Linked DNA regions of Homo sapiens: region 2 is linked to region 1. The links are chromatin contacts, found by Hi-C or POLR2A ChIA-PET in ENCODE. All regions are on one chromosome and are shown on one strand. The core of a region is the stretch at or near the end of the contact, and the rest is flanking DNA. Distances in the headings are between cores, read along the strand shown. Region 1 overlaps FARS2 (phenylalanyl-tRNA synthetase 2, mitochondrial). Region 2 overlaps FARS2 (phenylalanyl-tRNA synthetase 2, mitochondrial).

Evidence for each region. Hi-C counts contacts between places; a loop is a spot of excess contacts on that map. ChIA-PET counts read pairs that join two places held with the same protein, here RNA polymerase II (POLR2A). Pooled maps may share reads with other maps.
Region 2: a pooled map shows a loop between it and region 1 (2.6-fold over the local background). The contact joins two enhancer-like sites. A Hi-C loop is called at or near these places in 11 of 37 single-sample maps with no recorded cell type and 10 of 50 pooled maps. POLR2A ChIA-PET finds 5 or more read pairs at or near these places in 1 of 52 experiments (activated T-cell).

Annotation. Positions count from the first base shown.
Region 1 is chr6:5,471,026-5,477,238 of GRCh38, forward strand. The region is part of intron 4 of FARS2 (phenylalanyl-tRNA synthetase 2, mitochondrial); the gene reads left to right. Among named protein-coding and RNA genes, the nearest start is that of FARS2-AS1, 16 kb to the left of the region's middle. Within about 2 kb of position 1,711, at least 2 of the 41 ENCODE cell types and tissues checked have a DNase peak (open chromatin) inside an H3K27ac peak, as active enhancers do.
Region 2 is chr6:5,615,512-5,621,211 of GRCh38, forward strand. The region is part of intron 6 of FARS2 (phenylalanyl-tRNA synthetase 2, mitochondrial); the gene reads left to right. Among named protein-coding and RNA genes, the nearest start is that of FARS2-AS1, 160 kb to the left of the region's middle. Within about 2 kb of position 3,925, at least 5 of the 41 ENCODE cell types and tissues checked have a DNase peak (open chromatin) inside an H3K27ac peak, as active enhancers do.

The sequences.
Region 1 (6,213 bases), core at 461-2,960:
TCTTCCTGCTCTTACTGATCAGAAAAGGCTTTCTAAGCTAGAGTGTGAGAGTTACATGTTAACAATAAGTGAACCCCACTGAGGGGTTTCAGCCACTGAGAGACTGACCCAGAAGCAGCAGTAGAGGGCGCTCGGCCCCTCATTTCATAATAGTGGAGCCTGCACCAAACGTCTTTCATTTGAGGAGCTAAAAATGAATTGCACGTATTAATTAAGTCTTGCCGAGGCCTTGTTAGTGATCCGGTGCTAAGCGCCTAAAATAAGTAGATCTTATTTTAATCTTGGGGAAACTGGGTATAAGAGGGAATTTCCTGAGACTCCATAGCAAGAGTCAGAATTTCAGCAAAAACCCAGGAATCCTTCTCTTACCTTTTCTTGCTCTGGCTAATATCCCAACTAGCCCTTCATTTACGAAGAACCAAAGGGAAACTCCAGGACTTTTAATTTCCTCTTGAATAATTCCTTTAATGAAGGACATATGAGATTTTTGCTTGAAGTAAATGTTACCAGCAACACTGTACCACCTATTTTAAAATTAATCCCTTTTGTTAGATAGCTATTCTAGTGGCTCTTTGCTTTTAACCAACAAAGGCCCTTAAGAAAAGGAAAATGAAAAATAAATAGCAGTCCTGGAATCCTATTGCCTAGTGTAGGCAGATCATATTCTGTATGATCTTGTTGGCTCATATTATGTGGTGATTAGAGCTGGGCTTCAATCAGCTGGATGATTCCCCAAGGCAGGGTCTTGTCCCACCAGTGCACATGGTGCGCCCCGTCTGACACCAGGGCGACTTGAGAATTGAGCCCAGGGAAGCTGCAGTGTGGTGCAGCAGATGCGTACTGGTGGTTGCCATGGAGATCGCTAATACTGCTGAAACCCAAAGAAAGGGCATTTGCCACAGCTCAGGAGCCTGCCTGAAAATGAATGAGAAACAAGTGGAATTCAGAATAGTCCCCCAGCTCCTTATCCCACATGGAGTTTTAATTTCCTTTTCTCCTCCTCTTCCTCTTCCTTTTTCAAAGAATAGATTGAAAACAAGGCTGTGTTATAAAGCATGCTCAGCCCCCTCCGACCTCATTGCTGCCTGACATATCCCTGGAATAGATGTATATTAATGACGACGCATGACTAATAGGATTGGGGCTGGGGGCTGGTGTAGTGGTGCTTCTGGAGCCTGTGGGCCGCATGTCACTGGGGTTTAGCAGGCACGCTGGGATTTGTCTGCAGCATATGCGCTGCTGTTAATGATTGAAAAATTACCACAACAATTAGTCATGGATCGCTGAAGGCAGGGCCCCCAAATGTGATGGACAATGTGATTAAATCCATGTATGTGACAATTAACTCTCCTGCAGGTTTATCCACCAAGGAGGGTGCCCTAGGGGTGAGAGCAAAGGGGAATGAGAAGGAGGAAAAATGGGAAAACAAAAAGGAGCAGGAGAGAATAATGCTGCAGAATGGATCAGATACAGCTGGCACTATTGGTTTTAATCTGATCCTGAATTAATCACGGTTTGATTAATCCTGGTTTTATTGCACCTTTCTGTTGCCCATTTATTTATATCTTCCTTAATTTTATAGAAGCATGACTGATTAAATTCTGCCCATTCTGTGTTTTTTAAATTTTAAAATCAGGTCTCTCCATTTAATGTGATGTCCTAGGTGGTCCAAGGTGCAATTATCTCGTAAGAGCTTAGCAGGCACCAGACATAGCATGTCATGAATCCCCTTATGTATCACAGCTGAGTAACCCAGAATAAATATTTGTTTGCTCAATATTCTGCCTAAGTAAAAAGAAGCCTTGTGATGTCAGTCTGCTTGTTTATTTGGGTGGAAGAAATAAGAATACACACCCCCGCAACTTTGTTAAATACAGAGAGCACACATTCAGTATATGTCACACACAAAATTTTGTGCATAAAGAAAAAGTGTGTTAATATTTGGATGAAGTATCTGCAAATATATATTCATGGCCTAAAAGGGTAATGTTTGCAGTCCATAGATATGTTCATACGTGGAATTATTTTTAACCAGTTTGTATTGTTCTTGTTTTGTTCTCGTTTAGATGTTACTTTTGGTGTTATCTATATTTGCATACCAAACACTACATTTAAATAATGCCAAGGAGGTTGTGACACGAATCAGCACAAGCAAAACCTCATGCTTTGTAACTCACGCATGTTGGATACACTGTGTGCATTAAGAATACCCTGCTCCTGGCCAGGCGCGGTGGCTCATGCCTGTAATCCCAGCACTTTGGGAGGCCGAGGTGGGTGGATCACGAGGTCAGGAGATTGAGACCATCCTGGCTAACACAGCGAAACCCCGTCTCTACTAAAAATACAAAAAAATTAGCCGGGAATGGTGGCGTGTGCCTGTAGTCCCCGCTACTTGGGAGGCTGAGGCAGGAGAATGGTGTGAACCCGGGAGATGGAGCTTGCAGTGAGCTGAGATTGTGCCACTGCACTCCAGCCTGGGCGACAGAGCGAGACTCTGTCTCAAAAAACAAAAAAAAAAACAAAAAAAAAAAACAAAAGAATACCCTGCTCCTGATTCAGGAGAGGGCATCTAAAGCTTTAGAAAACATTGAATTATATTTACATACATTGTTTTTCTTCTTACAGCATTCCTGAGGGTTATTCCATTGTTCTTGTTTAGGGTGAATTTGGTAGAAGACTCAGTTTTTTATTTGCAGGCTAAATTGGATTATCTTTGTTACTTGCATTTTTACCTGATCTACCCAGGCATATAAGGATAGATTTGTTTGTGATGTAGGCAGCGGTGTCTTTCAATATAGTAGAAAAAGAAAATAATCAGCATAAGCAAAGATCTCAGTGCACAGGCCACACAGAATGGACGCCGCCCTGCTGGATACCTTTACACCCTTGCATCCCTAGCTGCTGATATCACTGTGTTTTTAGAACACCACTCCAGAAACCCAGTCTATCCATGAATGATTTAGGAACCTCAGGATCCCTCCTGTTACCAAATTTGTGCTCTCCATGTAGCCTCCCAATAACCAGCCCTTCAGTTCTGTGAAGGCAGGAAAACACATCATTCATGAATGTCCTTCATACCCATCAAACTAAAGGACTGCATACTTCTCGAGCCATCATCACATTTCCGTTATCTCCAATGGCACATGCCGCTGTCTACATGTATTAATTTCTGCTGGGGCTTCAGTAACCAGGGCCAGCCAGCACGGTTTGTTCATTTGTTTGTTCATTAATGCATTATTTCATTTATTTATTATTGACATATGTTGGGCAGTGTACCGGGTACTTGAAGTGGAGATGAAGGTGGGACACAGGGAGACTCACAGTCCCAAATTTTATGCTGAAGGTGTGTTGTAGAGATAAGATATACAGTCATGCATCACTTAACAACAGGGATGCATTCTGAGAAACATGTTGTTAGGCAATTTTGTCGTTGTGTGAACATCATAGAGTGTATTTACACAAACCTAGATTGTGTAGCCTACTACACACCTAGGCTGTATGGTATGGTCTGTTGCTCCTAGGCTACAAACATGTACAGCACTTTACTGAATACCGTAGGCAATTGTAATGTGACGGTACATTTTTGTATATCTGAGCATATCTAAACATAGAAAAGGTACAATAAAAATACAGTACTGTTTTTTTTTTTTTTTTTGAGACAGTCTCACTCTGTCGCCCCGGCTGGAGTGCAGTGGCATGATCTCTGTTCACTGCAACCTCTTCCTCCTGGATTAAAGCAGTTCTCTACCTCAGCCTCCTGGGTAGCTGGGATTACAGGCACCCGCCACCACGCCCAGCTAATTTTTGTATTTTTAGTAGAGATGGGATTTCACCATGCTGGCCAGGCTGGTCTTGAACTCCTGACCTCGTGATCCACCCACCTCGGCCTCCCAAAGTACTGGGATTACAGGCATGAGCCACCACGCCGGTGCCCAGCCCAGTACTGTCATCTTACAGGACCACTGTCATATATAAGTAGTCTGCCATTTACCAAAACATTGTTACTTGGTGAACGACAGTGTACAGGAAGAACCATATACAAGGTGGAAATTGACAAGTACCACAAGAGGAAAACTAAATGAAAGGATATGATTGTTTGCAGATAGGAGAAATGACTTCTCCGTGGGTACTGGGGAAGGTTTTGTGGCATCTGACTTAGTCTTTGAAGAGGTTCCCAATTCACTCATAGCCAATGGTTGAAAGACTAGATTTCTTGGACAGTTCTCAAAAAGAGTTGGATATGCAGGCTTGAAGAGAAGTATATTTTAGGCACGTGCAAGAATGTGGGCGTAGTACTACTTTGGACATAACAAAGAAACAACTTGATTTGAATGTATGATGTAGAAAGAGCCTTTTGGAGCCAGATTACGGAGGACCTTAAATGCTCAGCCAAGGAGTTTAGACTTCCTTTTATAGTCAGTGAGTTGAGGGATAATAAAAGAGGACAGATGAGAAGACGTTGCATGAAGCATGTGCGTTTCAGACTAGGACTCTCCCCTGACCACAGTCCTCCAAAAACTTCCCATGCAGCTTCAGGTAGAATCTCGGCTCTAGCTCATGGCCTTCAAGGCTCTGCATCATGGGCACCTGCCTCCTATTTGGACATCATAGACCCCTCTTTACTTCCCTCACTCCTGTAGTCACACTGTTTACTGTTTCCAGCTGAGTCTCTGCTCTTACTGGTCTCTGTAGCTGAAATACTCCTACCCCAGGGCTTTGCATGGATGCCGCCTTCTCATTACTCAGGTGCAGCTCAGAGAGTCCCTCTTCCACTCTTTGCCTGTCTCCCAACCTCCAATTCCCCTCTCTGTGTCCCAGTCTCAAGTGGCTTGCTGTCATGGATGCCGGTCGTTGCTCCCCTGATGTTGTTTTCTCCCATGATTTTGCTCCATTAGCCATTCTGTAACTCAGGGAAGGTGTGCCTATCCGTTGGCCAGGGGCTAACCTGATCATAGTAATTCTCTTATTATCAGTGATTGGTTCATTCATGGCATGTGACCCAGTGAGGGACCAATGAGACATGATGGGGGAAAAGTGTCTTCCCTTCTGAGAAAATGTCACTAAAGAGATGTTGCCTCTTCCTTCCCTCCAAGTTGAAGATCAGGAGGTGAGGTCTGGGTCTGCTGAGTAAGGACAGTTGACACTCAGAAGAAGGCAGCCCCCGGCGAACGGGAGAGAACCAGGATATGGATGGAACATGCCCACACCTAGACTTCTTGTTTTGTGAGATGTTATCTCCTTCTCAAGTCCCTTTGAGTCGTGTTTTCTATTACCTGAGTGGGAAGCATACTAATTGATGTTTTCTTTTATATCACTCTGCTTTATTTTCTTCATGGCATTTGTCAGTTGGTGAATTATCCTGTTTATTTATTCTCATGTTTATTGCCTGTCTTCCTTACTATCAGTGAAGCTTCATTTGGACAGGAACTTACCTGTCTTGTTAACTGAATTCACAACTCCTAGAACTGTGTGAAGAGTATCGGTAGGTGACCAATAAATAGTTATTGGATGAATGAATGAATGAATGAATGGAGTGAGGGAGGGATGAACAAATGAAAGAATGAAGTGAGGGAGGGAGATTAATGTTGCCCTTGTATATTTTATAAAATATCATGGGGAGGGGTTGGAGAGGGCTTATGGAAGGCCGTTGCCATGCCGAGGAGTTCACAGCTAGGTATTGAGAGCCTGCCCCTTGGTTGTTGCAGTGCAGTGGGGAAGGGCCAGACAAAAGGGATGTGACAAACCTAACAGGACTTGGAACTGCGGCCAGAGTGGAAATGGGGAGAGGTGGGCTTAACTCCTGAGGCTGCACCAGGGGGTTATTGGGAGGAATAGGATGTAGGAGGAATAGCAGTTGCAATACTGGAAAACAAGGAAGTGTATTTTGGAAGTGTAGGATATTAAGTGCCAGTTAGGCATCAGTGTGGAGCTCTAGCTGGTAGTTGAGAATGTAGAAATGAAGACAGACTACTTTTATAATCAGAAGAAAATATCCCTCTTTCTTTATAAAGATAATCAGGCCTGGCAATTGGTACTTCTCTTTCCTAGTTATTATGCCTGACTCAAAAGCAGACTCCATGTCCAATTCAATTTATGTGGCCAGAGCCCCTGTTTTATGTGCCTATCATAATAATTTGTGTATAATTCCTTTATTAGAACAAAACCAAAACCAAGTAAAGACCTTGACTGTCCTTGGGTCTAACAGGGCTAAAC
Region 2 (5,700 bases), core at 2,675-5,174, 150 kb after region 1:
ATAGAGAAATTGCTTCACTACATTTTAAAAATTGATTGTAAAATATTTAGCCAGAAATTTCGTATGCTCCAATGGCAACATTTTTCTGTGACTTTTCTGTTTCTCTGCCATTGTCCTCTTTTTTCCCTCAATTCTTTTTTAATTGATCTGTCAGTGGTGTGCATATGATCGCTTTTTTGCCGCTCATATTTGAATGCATTGGGTTTCCTGGACCAGCTATTTGCACAAGACTAGGGGGAGGTTGAGGGTTGGCATAGCAGGCAGGGGCTGGGATAGACATTCAACCTAGCTTGTTTTCATGCTCTTAAGGCTTTATTTTTCTAGAATGCCAAGAAACCAACTTTCTTTAAACATGACTCATCTCTTCGATTTTCTTGTATAGGTCTTCCTCCCACCCCAAATCTACACTTGTTAGAAACAGAATAATTACCTTTGCTTACTCCATTATCAACACTTGGAGATAGAGACTTTACACTTCAGATTGTAACCCATAGCTCTTAAAAAAAAAAAAAAAAAAAAAAAAACAACGAAACAAACAAACAAAAAAACCATGTTTTTGCTGGAGTTTTCTGAGATGTGCCACTCTGTGTGTTTCTTCTCTTCACTTCCTCTCATTTGGCTTCTACTTGATTTCAGCTGCTGTTGGCAGCCTTTAAATATATTTTGGAGCTTGCAGATGATATCTGTCTCCTAACTTTACAGAAAATAGAATGTATGGGGTAGTCTGGATCCCTGATGCTGTGGAGTGCCAATTCAGCCCTGGACTTTTATGTGAGAAAGAAATTTCCAGGAGTTTCCATGTTGATACTAGAAGTCTAGTTATTTACATTTGAAGAGAAGGAAAAATATTGGAACAAGACTGATTGCTGAGTACTAATTGATATGCCAAAGGCATGTGACTTGTAATTTTTTCCCATTCTTTTTTAGTACAAGTTGAGTATCCCTTATCCAAAAAATGCTTGGGGCCAGAAGTGTTTCAGAGTTTGGATCTTCTCAGATGTTGGAATATTTGCATATATGTAATGAGATATCTTGGGGATGGGACCCAAGTCTAAACACAAAATTTCTTTCATATATACCTTATACGTGTATCCTGAAGGTAATTTTATACAATATTTTTAAAAATTTGTGCATAAAATAAAGTTTATGTATATTGAATAATCAGAAAGCTTCAGATTTTGGAGCAGTTTGGATTTTGGATCTTTAGATTAGAGATGCTCAACCTACAGAAAACTCTGGAATCAGGGATTTGGAATTCATTCTTAATTTTTGAGGTCACAGTCCCTTACTTTCTGATATGGCCGTAGCTTCACCCTTGCCAGCGTCAAAAGTGGGATGAGTAACCCTTTCGCACTGGAGATTTTCAGAACCTACTAGGTTACAGAGAGATGCTAAAAACCTAGGAAGCTGAGAGAAATTTCTGTTGTGCTGGATGTGGGGGGTAGATGTCACTTGAGGAGGGGGTAAACATTGAATCTTTTTGATAATTTGGTAGTGTTCAAGGGGAATGCTGAATGGGCATGCTAACTGGAAAGACTGCAGTGGGAGTAGGGTAGTGTTGGGGTCCTGTGGACCCAGGGACAGATCAGGCAGGCAGACACCCCATTAAAAAAAATCACTGAAAAAAATAAATATTTTTCTAAAAAAAATAGAGTATTAGAAATACTCTTAATGCAGGTATACACACACAACCCCATACTGACCTGCTAAAAGGTGAACTTATTCAGTTCCTTCTGAAGGAGACAGTACTTTTGATTAGAAATTTGAAAACATTCTTCATTGGCACTGATCTTACAATGTCTTGAATACATATTGTACAGATATTTATAGACTATTTTTTTGGAGCTATGCCAAAGGGCATGGCTGCCAAGGGCATGTGTCCCTTATTAAGAAATAAGGGGCTTGGTGATTGGAGTAAGGTTCCTGTGGCAGAGATTGCTAATTATCTCTCAATATCCAATTCCCCCTGCCCCCGTCCTTCTGCCTCATGCCATTGTTGTAATAACAAAAACCTGGTTTTTTAGCTCAGCAATTTTCCACTCAGCTAGAAGTCTATACTTCTAAATTGGCCAATGATTTGTAAGTAGATGTGTTTAGTGGTATTTCCAGAAGTTTCTTTAAAAGTTGAATTGAGGGTATTCTTTTTTCTTCCTGCTACTTCATTGTGACTGTGATGGCTAGTATTCTTGCAGCCATTTTGGGCCATGGTGCGGACTTGGCAATGGAGACTGTATGGAGTGGAGCAACAACATAGAAGAAATAGCCTGGGGCTTGAATCTGTGTCACTTCAGCCCTGGACTTGTAGCTGAGAGAGAAATACCTTGTTTAGGCCACTTATTTTTTAGATCTCATTATTGACAGCCAAAGCAAAACCTAGCTATTACAGTACTGGGAAATATACCTGAGGAAAAGGACACATTATTTAGTAATGATGGCTTACTGTGCAGTGATCCTCAATAAGTATCTAGGGCAAGGGCTGACCAGATTGTGAATATTTTTGACGTTGTGGGTCATAAGATTTCTCTCGTAACTACTCAAGTCTGCAAGTGCAAAAGCAGTCACAGATAAAATATAAACAAAGGAGCCTGGTTGTGTTCCAATGAAGCTTTGACTACAATATCAGACAGTGGAATGTGAATTTGGCCCATGGGCTGTAGGTTGCTAACCCTTGATTTGGGGGAGGGGGATACATGAAGTTTTTTTTGAAGACTCTGACTCCCAAATTCCAAAACCCTCTACTGGGAGATCATCCTTCCTTGAGCACCCTGTGCCCATCCTCCCCATCTCCCCACCAAGTCCCTGACTACTTAGGTGATAGGAAGTGAATGGTCTCCTGACCTTGAACCTTGACCTCAAGATTTATTTTATTCCATAAACATATAAATGAAATATAGCCTGATAGTGCAAAAGAGCGCCGACCCTTTCTTTGCCTAACATCAAAGCATGCTTAAGTGTGAGACGTGATAGGACTGAGTGAAAGACAAAGTCGTTAGACACGTTGCATGTTATTTTCTGAACAAAAACAGATCCCAAGATGTTTCAGGGAGACATAAACTGCCGAAGAAGAGCCTAATTTCATAATATTAGACAAATGGAGAAATTTTTTCTTGATTACAAATAACAGCTTGTGCCCTGAAGGAGGATAGATGTTCAGGTTAGAAGAAAATGGCGTTTTGTTCCAGCCAGTCATTTAGAACCTTCTCCCAGAGGGTCTTTGCCACTTAATCTATGGGCCACTTAACGTGCAGAAGAGTTCTTGTAGTTCTAAACTTAATGTAACAAAAAATAGAATGGTGATTACCTGTAGGGAAGGGGACCAGGTTGCCATGTCCTTTGACATCTTTGGAATATGGTACTATATGATGCATTGACTAAATGGGAGACTTGAGAAGGCAATCATGTATGTCAGTATATGAACTTGATATCCCCTCCATCACATTTGTAATATGAATACATTGATCATCTTCAGTCTCCAAGTTCATGCACCTTAAGGAATTATGGTGTTGTTTTTTGTTTTATTCTGTAACACCAGTTGCTCAGAATATTTCTTAGCAAAATGGGGTATGAGGAAGAGTGAAGAGTATCCCAGGGGAACTTAGCCATTGCCTTTAGCTGCCAACACTTCATTTGGAGATGCCAGCTGATTATTTATGAACTGTGGAGATGGACTGTAAGACAAAGTAGACCTTAATAGGTCAGATTTGGTCTGGCTTTAAGACAGACCTTTTTGAGAGTGGGAATTGGGGAGTAAAATTTTTTTTTTACTACCATCCCTTTCCTTTGATTGCAAGGAGGGGTTTGGTGGTGAAAAATGCCCCAGGTATCTGCAGCAAGGGCAGGTTTGAAAGGGTGGATTCACTGATGCCCCTAACCCGATTCTGCTCATAGACTCACTCCTTGTTCCGGGGACTGCTGGCCTGCCACTTCCTGCTCACAGTCGCAGATGGGGCTTCCTGAGTCTGTGCACTGTCAGTCAGAGCTGAGATGCTAGAGGTGAGCTCCTCCCTCAACCCCAGGTCACTAAAGGGGCCTCTCAGTTCTCTTCATCCCTACTTGAACTTCCTCATGGTTATATTCCCTTTTGTGATCTATCACTTGCCATTTTTTATAATTTGGCTTAAGTGGGTAGACTAGAACACTTGTGACCATGTCTGACAGAATTCTCAAGAGGGTCTTCACCATGAGAGGCACCTTCTCGGTGTGGCTGGCCTGGCTTCCCAGTGTGCATGAGTCATGGACGTTGACCTGGTCAAAGCTCTTCCTCCTGCAGTACTGGAGCAGTGCATTCTCCTTCCTGTCTCCCTCTCTTCATTCTTTTTTCCATATGTTCATTCATTTTCACTTTGTCAAATTACACCCAATAAAAATGCCAATGCATACAAATTTGAAAATAGAAAAGATGAGATTCACCCATCATCTCAACACCCGAACACAACAGCTCTTACACTTTTACATTTTCCCAATCATGACTGTTTTCCATATGTGCGCATCAGACGAGTTTTCGGCCCTTACATAGAGAAGTTGGTATATGCTTTGCATTGTCATCCCTTGGTCTTGGGGAGGGTTTTTTAACCTCTGCACTACTGATATTTTGGGCCTGGTAACTCTTTGTCCTGTGCATTATACGATGTTTAGCAGAATCCCCGGCCTCTACTCACTAGATAGCAGTAACAACCTTCCTACCGTGCACGCGCACAGACACACACATACACGCACACACATGACAACTAAAAATATCTCCAGTGCCCCCTTGGTAGGCAAAATTGCCCCCAGTTTGAGAACCACTGGGATTTTCTTTAATGGAGAATGTCTTATGCTTCTTATAAAAAAAGTTTCATAAAATTGTACTTCATTTTATGTTATGAGCAGTGGGGAGAAGGGATAGAACACATCACAGGAGGAGGTGTTCTAGTGGGGGCTCTTGTCCCAAGGAACAGAGAGACCCACTTGTTCAAATGTAGGACAAGCTGGACAAATTAACCAGGCTTTGGAAAGAGCAGGAACTGAGGCAGTTGAAGGGTCTGAGCTTCACTCTTTCCATGGTGTCACCACTTCCCTATTCCATTTCATTTTCTCACACTTATTCTGTCTCTCCCCACCTTCCCACCATGTCGTTTCTGCTCTTTTTTGTCTTATACAGAGTTCAGAATACCCCACCTGGGCCCCGAGTCCACATGACCTTCACTGTCCAGCAATCAGCACCAACTTCAAGTCCCTTGTGTTATTCTGATGGTCTCAACAAAGGGACCGGATTAGCCCAACTCAACTTTTCCTGCTAGATCAGAGGCAGTTGGTGGATGGGCTCCACTTGAGTCAGATGCTGCCCAGGGTCTAGTTAGCCACGTGGGTCAGGTGGACAGGCCTCCGGCCTTCTCCTATATGTCAGTAGGTTTACTGTTCTTACACATCCTTCTTTATTTTCTCTTTCACCTGAACTACGTAGCTGCTGATTTAGGCACCACCACTTCTAGCCTTCCTTAAACTTCATGCAAAGAGATGTGCCATAAATACATTTGCCAATTGATTCTTGAGTTCTTGTGCTGTGGAAAACATTGGGCTAATTGCTGTGGGGTCATAAGGGTATGGAGGCAAGATTCTGGGGTGTTTGTTTGTTTTTGTGTTTTGAGACAGGGCTTTGTTCTGTTGCCCAGGCTGGAGTGCAACTCCTAGGCTCAAGTGGTCTTCCTACCTTAGTCTCCC